Linked DNA regions of Mus musculus: region 1 is linked to region 2. Evidence: chromatin loops called from intact Hi-C (ENCODE). Cell type or tissue: gastrocnemius. All regions are shown on one strand.

Region 1 (8,000 bases), 380 kb before region 2:
AGTTAACTTGTGACGTCCACTCACTCCAAAACAGTCATGGAAAGATGAGGTGGCCGGGGACAGTGGTCAGAATATAAACGTGGCTCCGTGGGCATGCATCTACTTTGGCAACCCGTTCCAGCCGGCCCAATGACAAGGACTTGACTGTGCAGGCTTCTGTTTCATCTCGACCGCAGACACTTACTGACTGTAGCTAGCTTCCTTATGATGTTATCATGCGAGCAGTGACATCACACGGAGCCTTGTTGATAGAGTTTGAATATAGCCATTGTTTCTTGATAGAACTAGAAAGTGCAGAGGAGAGAAGTATAGATTGCTCTGTGTAAAATAATTTAATAGGTTTTATACTGATACTTTTTCCTAAAGTCTTCTTCTTTATGCCCGTGTAAAGCTCAGATAAAGCTAACATCATGCGTGTTACTAACAGGCGTTCTGAATCTTCCTGATGCAGGATCTCACCAGTACCCTTCAGGCTGCCTCAGCCTCTGGATGCTAGGATAGCAGGCACTGCCTACCATATTGGCTTCCCAAAGGCCTTTGCAGCCTCATTTGGCCTATTCAGAATTTTCCCTTAGTAAAGTTCCTCTGCCGTGGTGCTGCTGGCATCGGAGACCAGATGTGTAATGGGATCGCCATAGGCTGTCCTTGACATTGACTTCTGTCTGCTAAATGCCAGTAATATCTCTCCATTCCTGTATATCTGTGCCAAACATCTCTTCAAGATGAAGAGAACTACTGGCTTAGACGAATGCATGCGCAAATGTTTCTCCTGTGTGTGGGGGCTTCATTCATAGACTTGGTTCTAGATGTGGACTAGCTTCAGGGTCATTCTCTACTTAAATGTCTCTAATGTGGTACCAGAGAAAGCCAATCCATTATTAATCTCACTTTCCCTGTTGTAACTTAATTTGCTCGTTTGACCAAGTAGATAGAGATGTTATCATTATAGCTACTGCCTTTTGCTGCACAATTGTAGCCCATTAACCAATTTTCAGAGCCCTGAAACTCAGTACTTGTTAACACTAGTTCATCCTCTATCTCCATGCCTGGCACCCAGCATTCTACTTTCTGTCTGTATGAATTAGACTCTTTCAGATTGTCCTGTAAGTGTGCTATAGATGGGCCTTGAACTTACTGCGTAGTTGAACATGTGCAGCAGAGGGTGACGCGGAATGTGTTGACCCTTCTGCCTCCACCCCCTGAGTGCTAGAATCAGTCACAGGTCTGTATCTCCAGTCCTGATTTTTGTTCATTTTTGTTGTTGCTTTGGTTTGTGGTGGTGCTGTAGATTAAAGCCAGGTTAGAACTCTACCAACTGAGCTACTTCATATGGCGTATCTCTTCAAAATTTGGTTTTCAAGGCTTGTTCACAGGGTAGTATGCTACAGAATTTTTGTTCTTTTAAAGATTGAATAGCTACACAAACATCTATGTACAACACACTCACACATTCATGCACTACATTTGTGTGTATATATGTACACAATCACAATACTGCACTTTAGGTATCTGTATAGCTGTCTGGACACCTGGATCACTTTACTTGTGGCTGTCCAGATAATACTGCCATTGGCATGGGTTTACAAATACCTACGCATGTCCTCTCCTCTAATTCTTTTGGGCAAATATCCCAAAGTAGAATTGCTGAATTAGATGGTAATTCTCTATCTAGTTTTTGAGCTACAACCTTATATATATATGATCACCACAAACCTTGAGTTTTTATCTTTAAGCACTTTATGACTTCCGTTGCCTTTGGTGGTGGTCTTTAGAGACATATATTCTTTGCCCTTGGCTTTTTTGAAGTGTTATATATTTCAGGCTAATTTTCTATAGATGGCATTTTTTCCCATCCCATCAATGAGCCCTTCCTCCTTCTGGTGCTGTCTCAGACATCAGGTAACAGGCTAGAATGCGTGTGATGCTGGGCACTTACATCCAGGATCTTCTGAAAACAGCAATATTTGTAGACAGACTGGACCACCTTTTTTTCTTCTAGTTTACAAGTCATAATCCTTGTTACGCTGCAGCTGCTGCCCTTTGCAGGCAGCTCAGCTTTACTCACAGTGCTGTCAGTAAAGGAGCATGAAACTCACTTAAAGCTGATGGTTAAGCAAGGGGAAGTAGAAGGACTTCGGGGACTTGGCAGGAAAGCCAAGGATTGGGTTGGGAATTATCAGCTTTTCAACTTAATGGTCACCTGGGCTTTGAGTTCACGAAGTGACTTGCCTGATAGCAAAATGCTACCTGAGTAAGTACGTACACACACGCACACACATACATCTCTAGTATACAATACTCTGCAACTACAAGATAGAAACACTTGGGGCTGGAGAGGTGGCTTATCACTTAGGAGAACATACTGCTTTTGGACTGGTGAGACGGCTCCTACTGCTCTTCCACAGGACTGGAGTTGAAGTCCCAGCACTTACTTCAGGCAGCTCACACCGGCTTGTAACTTCATCTCCCGGGCATCCCATGCCCTTTCTGTCTCCAAGGGAACCCCCCCCACACACACACACACATACATATGATGTACACTTGTACGGACACACATGTACATATAACTAAGAATAAATACATAACTTTGAAAGAGGACACATAGTGCTGTGGCAGAGGAGCAGCGTTCAATTCCTGTCCCTGACACAGTACTGCTCCCCTCCTGTGCCTCCAGCTCCATGGGCACCGACTTCACACGCACACACACACACACACAGAAATACTGACCATGGATACTGGCTTTACTAGGGAGCTTTTCTAACAGGCTTACAGTGGATGTCAGGTGGAATGAGTGACTTTACTTAAGATACCTGTGTTGTTTGAATTATTACAAAACCCTATTGCTAAAAACTGTTATTAGAATGAAGAAACAAACACTTAACTGGCAGGGGATAAACAGGGTTATGGTATGCTTCCAGAAGTTTCCCGTGACTTGTATAATAATATTTACCTTTTATTAATTAAGTACCTCAGGCACTGTGTAGGAGCCTGACAGGCATTGCCTCCAGTCTTCATAAACTTTATGAACATGATTTCCTTGAGTTCTTTAGGCTACAGAAACGTTTAGCTTGCTCAGTGTCATGCAGCTAGTGATGGGTGATCGTGAGTTTGAAATGAGGCTCCTGTGCCTCCTCCCAGGTCTGCATTTCTCCCACTGAGTTCCACTGACTTGGGTGTTGTCTGTTACAGAGAGCAGCCTAGGCAGCTGCCTTATGGAACAAATCAAAAGGCCACCTAAGCCAGTTACAGAGAAAGGAGGAAAGTGACATCTGAGCATGTGTGCTAATATTCCCCCTATTTACTTAAAAGGAAGCTGAGGGCTGACGTGTGGCACACAGGGAGTAAATACATGAGTTGAACAAGGTGCCCTTTTCATGAAGTGTGCTTATAGCTTCTCTTCAGACTGTCAGTGGTTTTGGTTTGGTTTTGTTTTGCTTTGCTTTGCTTTGCTTTCAAAAGTTTCTTAGAAGTAATTTAACAAACTCTTCATGTTTTGTTCAGTTTCTGGAAAATTCTAACCTATAAGACTAACAGCTTGAAACAATAATGTGTTGTTAAAATGGTTGATTAAACAGTTTCTCAGATGCATCAGATGCTGGAACCCTGTGTAGCCTCTCTTATCATCTCCACACTACCTGCTCACAGCCCAGTAAGCTGTGCAGCATATATTCAGGGAACGTTTAACTAAAACCACATCTTTACTTTTAATTCTCATTTTAATTCTCGCTTGAAAACTCTTGGTTCTTAAAAATGTTGGAAAACTCTCTCTCTCTCTTCTCTCTCTCTCTCTCTCTCTCTCTCTCTCTTTCTCTCTCTCTCTCTCTCTCTCTCTCTCTTGCAAAAGAAATGTTTAGCAGCCTGTGTAAAGCTGACCTGCTATTCAGCCCTTGGTAGGAAAGGCAGGGGGGGTCTCCATGCTAGACAGACCTGAGTTTGACTTGGGAGCCCAACTGTTATTTGAGAGACAATGGAGAAGCAAAGGTGTGTGCTTGAGCCTGCGTTTAGTTGTCTATAAAACGAGATAGTATAATGTTACAAGACAGACTCTTAGAAGTGGGTGAGCTCTGCCAAGCAACTACTTCTGGGATGCATTCATAAGCACTGACAGCGTAGTGGCCTTGGCAGAGCCCTGGCACACATAGACTGCCAGGAACACTGTTACCTTTGCCAAGGGCTGGTGTAGACATTCGAGTTCACAGTCTTATTCGCTGACCTTTATAAAACCACTTTTAAGTTAAGATATAATTACACTGTTTCCCCCTTTCTTTTCCTTCCTCCAACCCTTCCTGTGTACCCCCTCATTCCTTCTCAAATTCGTGACTTCTTTTTCTGCTCTGTATATGTAAATAAATAAATATAACCTGCTAGATCCGCTTAGTGTTGCTGATTTCAGCGCTGACTGCTGTGTTGAACCAGTTAGGGGCTCATCCCCGGGAAAGATGAGCTCTCCTGCTCTCAGCGGTCATTAGTTGCCTGTAGTTCATTCTCTAGGGCGGGGTCCATGACATTTTCCCTTCCATGTTGGCATGTTGATTGATGCTCTGCTCAGGTCTTGTTTAGGGAGCCATGTTGTTGAGATTTCATGGAGGCAGAAGTCGTCTGCTTCTTGCGATCTTTCCACCACCTCTTTGAGATGCTCTGAGTCTCAGGTGTAGAGGTTGTGCTGTGGATGGATTAATGGGGGTGGGCAGCCCACGGTCAGTTGTGCTTTTTGTTTTGACCAGGTGTGCTGTATAATAGTTTCCACTTGCTGCAAAGAGAGCTGCTTTAATCAGGGGTGAGAACCACAACACATCTGTGGGTATGAGGCTAAGATAGACAGCGCTTGGTTACTGCCAAGAGATGGGTGCCACAGTGCTCTGGGATGTCTTGCAGTACTGGTCATCACTGTGGCTCACAGGCATCGAGTGCTTTCCTCCTCTGCATAGCTCCCCTGGTAACCTCAGGAAGGAGGCTTTCAGGGCAGATCCAGCTCAAATCTCCAAATCCTGCACCTGAAGTTATGTGGTGTCTTCATCAACTCAGACTTCCCTTCAACCTCGGGGAAGGAACTACAGGCAACAACAATAGCCTGTATGATTTGGGGAGTCTCTTAGTCTCTCTGGAGTTGTGATACAGGAATTTAGAAGGGCTTCACGTGGTCTGTCCATTTGTCAACGGTTCTAGCATCTTATTTCATAGGACTTAGTCTGAATCCAAATCCTTTTCGTTTCTTTCTACAATATTTTATCTGTATCTTTTGTACTCAGAAGAAAGCAAACCTTTGGTGGTGTAGAAATGTTAAAAACCATCTTGAAAATAACTTAGATGTTTGCCATAAGATGGCGATATCACTTTTAAAACTAGACTGAACCAGATGTCTCAATCCCCCAGTTACTGGTAACCTGTGATTCTTTCTAATGTAACAAAAAAAAAAGCTTCAGAAAGTGTAAGACGGTAATTTTAACTTCACACAGTGACTTCAGCATAGATCTTTAGACTTGATTAAAACCATGTGTAGTCAATCAGAACTTTGAAAGAAACATCTTCTGCTTGTTGCAGTAACGTTCAGTGGATAAAGTTCTCTTGTGTCATTCTGTATGTCACGTGTACTGTGTACTGTATGTCAGAATGCGCTGTAGCTTTCATGGTTTCTTTTCTCAGGTGATTAATGACTACTTGACAGCTAGTGAGAAGCGTCGTCTGGTCCAGTGGGAGGAGTTCGTGAGCGGACAGCCGCAGCGCAGAGCTGAGGTGGACGAGGAGCACAGAAGAGCCGTGGAGAGGCTCCGAGAGCAGTATGCAGCAATGGAGAAGGACCTGGCCAAGTTTTCCACCTTTTAAGACTTTGATCTAAAAGAGACAGATGAATGAGGAAGTGCTTTCTCATTCCCCCAATCCTCCCACCAACCATGTAGTCTCTCCTTCAAGCTTAGCAGTACACTCAGGGGCACTCTTAGGTCTGAAGAGAGACACTGCCGGAGCCAGATACATGTCCAGTGGAAGAAGCGTGCTTCTGCACCTAACTGTGGTCATCTGAAGGAGAGGAGGGCGGTGGGGCACATTTGCTGCTGGACAGATTTGATCTTTTCATTGATTAGCTTAGAGGGCTGTGAGTGTAGATTTCTTCATTCATTCCACCAAGGGCAAATGTTTGACCTTGTGGATTAAATGGCAGGTATGACAACTTCCCATCACAGCATCCTGTGACAGAGATACCACAGTGGGCTTTGAACGCTTGCTTGGAGACACCAGGTTTTGCAGTGCAACACAGTGCCATGTCTTTCACTTTGTGACAAGACATTACATGACTGGTAGCCTTGTAGCACTTAATATTTTCATTTTCTAAGCTATGCTTAGGAGAAAAACCAAAATGTATTTTGACTTTTTCCTCTCCAAGGACCATCATCTCGCCCATAGAGCTCACCTTGCTCTCCGCTCCATTTCGCTCTGGGCCAGCGCTCCACGGAACAGTGTCTGTGCATGACTCAGCTGCGCAGTGAGTCGGCAGCAGAGTCTGCCAAGTCCTTCCCAGGCCGTGTAAGACGGGCTCTGGGTGGGCAGAAAGTGCTCGCCCACACTGATGATGATGTATCAGAGGTAAACCCTCTTTGTCTTAGCATCCTTTCTCCAGCAGGCTTGTCCGGATGGAACACCGCTGTCTACCACCACTGTAGTATTTCTGTGCCTGCACTTAGTCTAAGGAAGGACCACATCAAACGTCATTTGCTGTAAACTAAACAAGGTCACGCACTCATTTGAGATGCATAGCCTGTGCATTTGAGGTGTGGGTGGGTCTTTCTAGTATTTCCTTCTCCTCAGTAAAGAAGGGTAAGGCAGAGAACCCCTAACTGTCGTGTTATCTCAGAATTCTCAATGCAGACAATTGACAATGCGTGCCTGTGTAAATGTACGTAAATGTACGGCTGACTGTGAGAGCTTCGTTCTTGGCTCATGCTGAAGTGGGATTAAAGCTAATAGAAGAGATGAAATAAGTATTTGAGATTTCTTTCAGTAACACTGAACTCCTGCCAGCGTTTTCTGTCTGCTACTGTAAGCCTGACAGCTTCATCCATCATCCTGTGGTCCCCGGACTGAAAGAGCGCTTGCTGACACAGAAGCATGCTGGAATTTTCTTAATTCTCTTTCAGCGGATGGAAAAGAACACTTCCAAAAATATCCCACACGTGAAGAGGGAGGGGAGGGAGCCGCAAGTGAAAATCCCCTTTGTATCACAGGCACTTTTTGGAATGTCGTTAGTGACCACTGCACCATTAATAGCTGCTGTCACCAAATTAGAATTCCGTGTGCCAGTGGGTGTGTCTGCTGTGGTCACCGGCACACAACGCAGCAAAGACTTTGGGTGGTTCATGTGCACCATACACAAATAATAGACACGTTACCTCCTAAATTCGTACACAGCATACGCCTTTCTAAGGGTGTGGACCAGGACGAAGTTTCTAAGCTTTCCATGTTAATGTCCTCAGTTTTGTGTAGCACTGTTAGATTTCCGCAAAGGTCAGTTGGTGTGTCTTCCAGTGGCAGGCACTTCTCACTTCCCTCCTTTCCAAATCATTTTTGTTACAATTTTTGTATAAAAAATTCAGCTACATAGTTTACATTTATGCTATGTTGAGCAGAGATACTGTGGGTTATATGTGGCTCACAGGATTATAATGATCAGATGGAATAATATCTTAAAATTTTAAGATATTATTAGGAATTGTTGATTGAATGAATTTCCTGGTTTTAATTGATTTCTCCTAGACAGGCGATTTTCTTCTTCGTTTCCTAACATATATGCATTTTAAATTGTTTGCATTATTGAGCCCTCCTGTAGTTGAAGTCCAGTCAGATAATATAGGATTGGAATGTCCATATTTATTGGAGTTTGATATAGTCGGTTTTCCCACCTGTTTCATGGTGTTTGGAAAATGTATACTTGTGGCTGGGTGTCCATTAGGGCAAGGCTGTTCTGTGCACTTCTGGCTGGGTGTCTGTGAGAGTGGGGCTGCTCAGTG
Region 2 (8,000 bases):
CCTAAGCCGGACCTGAGCAAGGACAACAGACATGCAAAGTGGACTGGGAAAAGCCAGAGGCCTCAACCCTAGAAAGGAACTACAGGCCCCTAAGGAACTCAGCAGGAGAAACAGTACCCTGACCAAAGAGCCACCAAGCAGCCAGCCCTGAGAACTCTGTAAGGAAGTAACATACACACCAAGCAGGCTGTCTTAGGAACACATACAGGCTTATACATGTGTGAATGTAACAAGTAATGACAAACGTGGCCATGAATTTGAAAGAGGAAGGAGGAGCATATAGGCGTCTGGAGGGAGGAAAGAGAAGGAGGAGGCTATGATATCTCTAAAGTAAAAGAAAGGGGAAAAAAGGTAAGCAAAATAGATTGATATTTTGGAGGTCTGCTTTAAATTTAACTCATGCTAGATGACCAGAGGACCCATGCTAAATAGAATATTAACAGCATAAAAAGTGTTAACGTGTCTGATCTCCTTATTCTGGCTGCTTTATCAACTTCATGTAACTCACTCTATCTCAGGATTGAGTGCAGACATCAGCTGTAGAGGGATGGAATAGATCTCAACTGTGAAAAGAGCCAAAGTACAGTTTCTGCCAGGTGGGGAAGAGTTCATTTGTGGGTTCAGCAGGGGTAACTAAGCAAACATTTCATCTTCATAAGAGAACTAAAGCACAGCTAGCTTTAGATCTAATAGACTGAATGATTAGCAAAATTATCAGGCCAATGCAAAAAGTTTTACTAGGGCTAGAGAGATGGCTCGAGTGTTTATGGCTCTTGCTGACCAGGGTTCAGTTCCACCACGCAGACAGCTCACAGTGCCTATAGCTTCAGTTCTAGTGTAGCCAACACCACCTTCTGGCCTCCACAGGCACCTGCACACATTGGGTGTACATAAACTCATGCAGGCACACACACATATACATAACTAATTTTTTTTTTTGTTTGTTTGTTTTTCGAGACAGGGTTTCTCTGTATAGCCCTGGCCATCCTGGAACTCACTCTGTAGACCAGGCTGGCCTCGAACTCAGAAATCCACCTGCCTCTGCCTCCCAAGTGCTGGGATTAAAGGCGTGCGCCACCACGCCCAGCTATAACTAATTTTTTGAAAAAACATTTTACTAATTCTTCTTTACCAGTGGCACTGGAGAGAAAGGTCATGTGAGACGCTAGTATTTGACAGCACTGTCCACATAAAATTAAGGAAGAGCCAGAAGTAATGGTGCGCATCTTTAATGCCAGCACTTGGGAGGCAGAGGCAGGCGGGTCTCTTGTGAGCTTGAGGTCAGCCTGGTCTACAGAGTGACATCCAGGACAGTTAGAAATACACAGTGAGACCATGCCTCAAAAATAAAAAACAAACAAACAAACATCTAAGTAGGGCCCTGCCTTGCAGAAGCTAAAACTCTCCAGTGGGGAAGGAACTACTGAGTGCAGCCAACAGTGGTGTGCTAGATAAGGCGATTCTTTTTGCTCAAATAAGAAAAGACTTTACCAAGTGTACTGGCTAGTTTTGTGTCAACTTGACACAGCTGGAGTTATCACAGAGAAAGGAGCTTCAGTTGAGGAAATGCCTCCATGAGATACAACTGTAAGGCATTTTCTCAATTAGTGATCAAGGGGGAAGGTCCCCTTGTGGGTGGGACCATCTCTGGGCTGGTAATCTTGGTTCTATAAGAGAGCAGGCTGAGCAAGCCAGGGGAGGCAAGCCAGTAAGGAACATCCCTCCATGGCCTCTGCATCAGCTCCTGCTTTCTGACCTGCTTGAGTTCCAGTCCAGCATCCTTTGGTGATCAACAGCAGTATGGAAATGTAAGCTGAATAAACCCTTTCCTCCCCAACTTGCTTCTTGGTCATGATGTTTGTGTAGGAACAGAAACCCTGACTAAGACACCTTAAAGTAATCATTAAAACATAAATAAAAAATAAAAACTAGGCAGCAGGACACAATGCAAAATAGGCTACCGAGTGCCGACTATTCTCTCCATAGGTCATGGAAAGTACAAGAAATAAATAGAAACTGACCCTGAGTGCTCAGAGCCTTTCAAAAGAATGAGAATTTTGATGCTGCTGACTTTAAAAGAATTCACTTGGGCAGAGGAGCAGAAATGGTTTCACAGCAGTTAAGTTAGAGATGTTTAGGAACCATTATTCTCTCGACAGACATGAACAGGAACAGACAGCAGAATGAGCAGGCCATTTGGACTTGACCAGATGTAAACAGCAAGTTAATGACTACCTGATCTCTAGCTTCGGTAAATTTGGGAGGGTCACCCCACTAACCAGGACAGAGACAGAGTTCAGTTAGAACCCTGGTGAATGTGGCACCCCAGGAGGTACCCCAGTAAGTAGCTGGCATACAAGATTAGACCTCAATTGGTTTAAATTTATCATTTACCATTAATGTATTATCTCCTAGTTATCAAACTATACTAACAAAGTTAAAACTGGGATGTCACTGATCTAACCACACTTCAACAGAAGAGTTAGCATAGAGAGAAACATGAGAAGGCAGTTTTAACAGAAGACAGGTCTAAACAAATACTGTAAAATTTACTGCCTCACTCAGACATTACTTTGTGAGTGTTTTAAGAAAGGTGGGAGGCACCAAGCTGGTCACCTGGTGGTACAGGTCTATAATCCAGGGAACTTGACAGGCAAGAGGATCAAGTTCAAGAGTTTCTTGTGCTCCAGACTGAGTTCAAGGCCAGAATGGTAAGGTACTGTCTCAAACATTTAAAAAAATATATAAAGATGAGGTGTATGGAGAGTGGGGGAGAGAGAACAAAATCAGCAGGGGAGTTGTGGGGTGCATCTCTAGGATATGCCAGAGACCTGGGATGGGGAGGAGAGGCCCCAGGGAGTCTATGGGGGTGACTCTAGCTGAGACTCATAGCAGTGGGGGATATGGAGCCTGAAGAGGTCATCTTCTATAGCCAGGCAGGACTCCCAGTGGAGGGATAAGGATACCAACCCACCCACAAAACCTTAAACCCAAAATGTGTCTTGCCTACAAGATGTGCAGGTACAAAGATGGACCAGAGACCGAGGGAAAGGTCAACCAGTGATTGACCCAACTTGAGACCCATTCCATGCGCAAGCACCAAACCATTTTCTATATTAATCATACTCCATTATGCTTGCAGACAGGAGCCTAGCATAACTGTCTTTTGAGAGGCTCCACCCAGCAACTAAAAGAAACAGATGCAGAGACCCATAGCCAAACATTAGACAGAGCTTCGGGAACCTTGTAGAAGACTTGGGGGGAGGATTGAAGGACCCAAATAGGATAGAGATGCCACGAGAAGACCAACAGAGACAACTACCCTGGGTCTTTGGGGGCTCCCAAAGCCTGAACCACCAACCAAAGAGCCAGCATGGCCTAGGCCTAGGTTCCCCTGCCCCCAACCCCTGCACATGTGCAGATGTGGAGCTTGGTCTTCATGTGGGTCCCCAAACAATTGGAGCAGGGATTGTCCCTGACTGTTGCCTGCCTGTGGACCCCATTCCCCTAACTGGGCTACCTTGTCTGGACTCAGTGGGTGAGGGTAAACCTGGTCCTTCAGTAACTTGATGTGCCTGAGTGGGGTGATACCCATGGGGGTCCTCCCCTGTCTCAGGGGAAAACGGAGGGGAGTGGAAGAGAAGCTGCGTAAGGGGGAACCAAAAAGGGGGCTGCAATCAGGGTGTAAAGTGAATAAACAAATTAATGAAGAGAGAGAGAAAAGCTGAAGTTACAGCTCAGAAGTAGAGCACCTGCCTACCATGCATGAGCCTCTAGGTTCAACTTCCAATATCACAAAGGAAGGGTAGAGGGCACAGTGTTTTATCATGCATACAGAACTAGGGACTGCATCCCTACACTAGTAGTCTGTGAGCTGACGCACGGTGAATGGGAAGAATTCCATGGTCCCCCCCACCTCTTTAACTTACTCCAATAATTTACTCTTCAGCATTCTAAGACAAAGTCAACAATGCTGGATAACTCAGAGGTAGACACTCACCTCTCTTTTCTTCTTCTTGACTCAGAACTTTTATCTTTATTTCTTTTTCGTTTGTGTGGGCTCCTACTCCGAGCCCTTCTATGTCGTGAACTTTCAACATCCAAATAACTTCCACCAGACTGCCGTGAATCTACTGAAGCTGACCGCCTTTCTTCATTCCTGCAGCACAGAAAGGAACATTCATCAGTTCCTCTCACCAATGGTCTCCACTGCACACAACTATCCACTGAAAGTACAGTATCCCAATCCTATCGATGGCATAATCTTATATTCCAGAGACAGCAGTCAAACGTACAGTCCCTATATTGTCTAACTAATGAGTTCCCTAATATAACCATGTATCATCCCTAAGACCCACATCACCACGACTCTAAATACAGTAATTCTGAGCACTGACCAAAGACAAGCACCAATGAATCACAGTATTTACCCAGAGTCTTGGAAATGCTGTGGTTTAGCAGTATACATAAGCCATGCATTAAACAGATGCCCTAAGCCACACAGTGATGCATGTCCCCAGTTACAGCACACGAGAGGCACACTACCAACGTGCACGGGTTTGACATAAGCACAAAATGGAATAAGCAAACATTTCCTCCATAAAGACACTGGCGTACTTCTCAGCAGCGTCTCCTGCTCTCCCCTGCTCTTCCTGCCAGTGGCTGCTCAGCTCCTCCATGTGCACCTTGATCACATCCCGGATCACCTTGGAAGAAGGAAAAACCAATGTCACATCAGGAAATTGTTCTAAGGGCTGGAGAGTCGGCTCAGCAGGTAAGAGCACTGACTACTCTTCCAAAGGTCCTGAGTTCAAATTCCAACAACCACATGGTGGCTCACGGCCATCTGCAATGTGATCTGATGCCCTCTTCTGGTGTCTGAAGACAACTACAATGTACTCATATACATAAAATAAATAAATAAATCAAAATTTTAAAAAAGGGTGTTGTAAAACTTAAGATCATAAAACCAGAAAAATAGGAGCTGGAGAGACGGCTCAGTGGTTAAGAGCATCTGTTGCTCTCCCATCGGACTGAGTTTGGTTTCCAGCATCCGTGTTGGGTGGTTCACCATCATTTAGAACTCTAAGATTGGGGATCTAAGGTCTTCTCCTGGTCTCCTGGCACCTTCCTCTGGTACCCGCACTCATGTGCACATACCCACACATATACATGTAATTAAAAATAAAGTCTATTAGAAAAATCACTGCTTGTCACACTCAACATTTTCCTAAGGAAGGGCTATGACATAATGGACTATGAGATGCATACACTTAAGAACTATAAAAAGGGCACCTGTCACACTGATGAATAAAGAAATGGTAGATGGCAATATTATTTCAATGTTAACTTTCAAGTTGGAACTATGCCACGACTACATAAGAAAACAGCTTTATTCTCTGGAAACACATACATACTTTTTGGGGATAACTAGTCTTGAACAATTCAAGGAAAAATATGAAATAGAGAGTAAAATATGTACAGAGAGGAGAAACAGCTGCTGGGTGGCTCTTCCCTACAATGCCAGTCCTAAAGGAAATCGAGAATTCCCTGGGCTACACAGTGAGACGTTGTCGAGAACAAAAGGGAAAGAGGATTTAAAAAGGTAGAGTAATGGAATACATGTAACAGGAATGGAGGAGGGGACAGCCTGAGGGGGGAGGGGATCCACAAAGGAGGCCGAGGCAACAGGAGACAATGGGGAGTTTATGAGTAAGAGCAAAGTAGAATGGTGTAGAACATGAAAATATCAAACTGAAACCCGGCACTATGCAAACTGAAATGTGAGGGGTAAGCAGAATTACTGAGTCCACAAGGCCCAGCACCCACGAAGGTGATCCGAGTAAAAACGTGCACAGTTCTTCCTTGCTGGGCTTAGCTTTCTAACTCTCCTGTATGAGGTTATGTGCACATGGTTCTTAAACCTAACAATTAAACCAAAATGAAAGACAGAGTATAAAATGTTAGTTATGTCCCAGATGCTCTCCCAAACAGAGTTCAAATCCCCAACCTGTAAGAACCATGTGAAAGCTTCTTTTTTATCTCACTGCACCATCAAGCAAAGACTAGTCACAGGGAAAACAGATAAACCAAAACAGAGCTGACACGTCTCCCTTGTCCACCAAGAAAAGGTTTTAAAGTACAGGAAGCAGAAGTAATTACCAAAGAAAGGCACTGCAGAGCCAAGCATAGCAGCACCACCTTTAATCAAAGCACTTGGGAGAGAGAGGCAGGCAGATTTCTTTGAGTTCAAGGCCAGCCTGGTCTACAGGACAGCCAGGGCTACACAGTCAGACCCTTTCTTGTTCCGGCCTGACTTCAGTTCTTCCCTCCCTCAGTGAAACTTTCAATACCTCCAAAAGCTAAATGCAGAACAATGCCAAACTCCTCAATAAGGCCTAGAGTCTCCATGACTTCAAGACACTACAATAGAGAGCACGGGGCAGTTCCTAAGCCCAGCCATCCCCCAAAAGGCCCTCAACTTTTTAAAATCTGTACTTACCAAGGCCTGCTGCTTTCATCCCTACTTCCTGCCCACTTCATAGTCTCCCACAGAAAACCCAAGGCAGCCCAGTGTGAGCCAGTAGAGTATGCACCACACACACACACATTCCAGCTCCCAGATCTCATGCAGCTCCAGTTTTTTGATAGCGCTATCTGAGCTCACTGAAGCCCACCTACAACCCACCTAGCACAGGTCTACCACACAGGAAAACAGAGGGAGTTTTCTTAAGCTTCCCATTTCTTCAGAGACACGGCATCTTAGACCTCACAAGAATGTAAGCTTTTAAGAAAAACCACTGCTCCCGCACACTTTAGCACTCACACCATCTGGAACATCTGCTCGCACCTTGTTGCCGTTACCTCTGCACACCCCACAGCAGTGTGCTAGGCATAGTAACTATCATGCATAACGTTGTGCTAAAATCTATCAAAGTCCAGAGCAACCAAAAGGACATATGGCATAAAATGGAAGCCAGGGCAGGGTAAAATGCAGACAAAGCCACTGAAGGGTAAGTCATCAAGTGCAGAGGCAGGAGACAGAAAGTTAAGGGAATACAAACTCCTTACACTGTGCAGTTCACTTAAGTTTGCATAATAGTTCCATGAGAAAGGGGCAACCTAAAAACGGTAAAGAATACAGGATCAACATGATCTCAAAGACATGAGGCCAGAGACGAGCCAGAGAAGAGCCAAGCATTTTTAAACCTAATAATTAAATCAAAATGAACGACAGAGTATGAAATATTACAGCCACTTCCCAGATGCTCTCCCAAAGACAGCTCAAATCCTTAACGTGTGAGATTCAGCAACCTCTTCTGGCTTCCATGGGCACTCAAACATACATAATGGACACACACTCAGGCCCACATACATGCACATAAAGTAGAAATAAATAAAATAAAAAACCTCAATAACTTATGCAAGTCACACAGCCAATGACCAACACCAGAGTCAAACTCAAGCTAAGGAACAGGGGTATGGCTGTGCAAGCTTTTCATCCCAGCATTCAGGAGTAAAAGCAGGAATATCTCTGTGAGTTCAAGGCCAGTCTGGTCTACACAGTGAGGTCTAGAACAGGGAGGACTACGTAGACAGCAAGTATCAACCACTCCCCAACGCCCCAAACCCCAACCCTCTCAAGCCAAGGGCAGTTAAAAGCCCAAATTCATACTCTTGTCACAACACAGAACCATTTTCTCAAAGGAAGCATCTTTAAAAGGCTTTGCAACCTCTGGAGATTATGTTAGTAGTGAAACCCCTTTGCCTGGCAAGAACAAACAGGATGTAGCATTCTCAGGACACCAGAAAAACCTCTGGGGACATAAAACAGACTCAGATGATTATAGGAAATTTTTCTTTTCAACAAAAGCCCTACAAAAGCATGTGAAACTTGCCTCAGTGTATGATTTCTTGGTTATGTGAACATTCTTAGCTCTGTAGGACTGGCGTCTTCTTTTATAATCTCTCACTTCTGCCAGGATTTCCAGGTAAGATTT

Evidence for each region. A loop is a pair of places that touch in the nucleus more often than their neighbours do. Peaks named below come from ENCODE experiments on the same cell type or tissue, not always from the same donor. Only the 100,000 strongest peaks of a DNase experiment are listed, where the experiment ranks them.
Region 1: it touches region 2 in a loop (2.0-fold over the local background); 8 of 42 quality-filtered maps call a loop at or near these places.

Annotation. Positions count from the first base shown.
Region 1 is chr13:38,601,672-38,609,671 of GRCm38, reverse strand. Bloc1s5 (biogenesis of lysosomal organelles complex-1, subunit 5, muted) reads left to right here. Exons shown (of 5, transcript NM_139063.3): 5 at 5,644-6,971. The coding sequence ends at 5,823. Among named protein-coding and RNA genes, the nearest start is that of Bloc1s5, 29 kb to the left of the region's middle. In gastrocnemius, no CTCF peak of the experiment used is centred here; a DNase peak (open chromatin) is centred at 4,109; H3K27ac peaks cover 311 bases.
Region 2 is chr13:38,217,394-38,225,393 of GRCm38, reverse strand. Snrnp48 (small nuclear ribonucleoprotein 48 (U11/U12)) reads right to left here. Exons shown (of 9, transcript NM_026382.2): 6 at 7,899-8,000; 7 at 4,618-4,706; 8 at 4,001-4,159. Among named protein-coding and RNA genes, the nearest start is that of Snrnp48, 16 kb to the right of the region's middle. In gastrocnemius, a CTCF peak has its summit at 4,882 (motif pointing left); no DNase peak of the experiment used is centred here.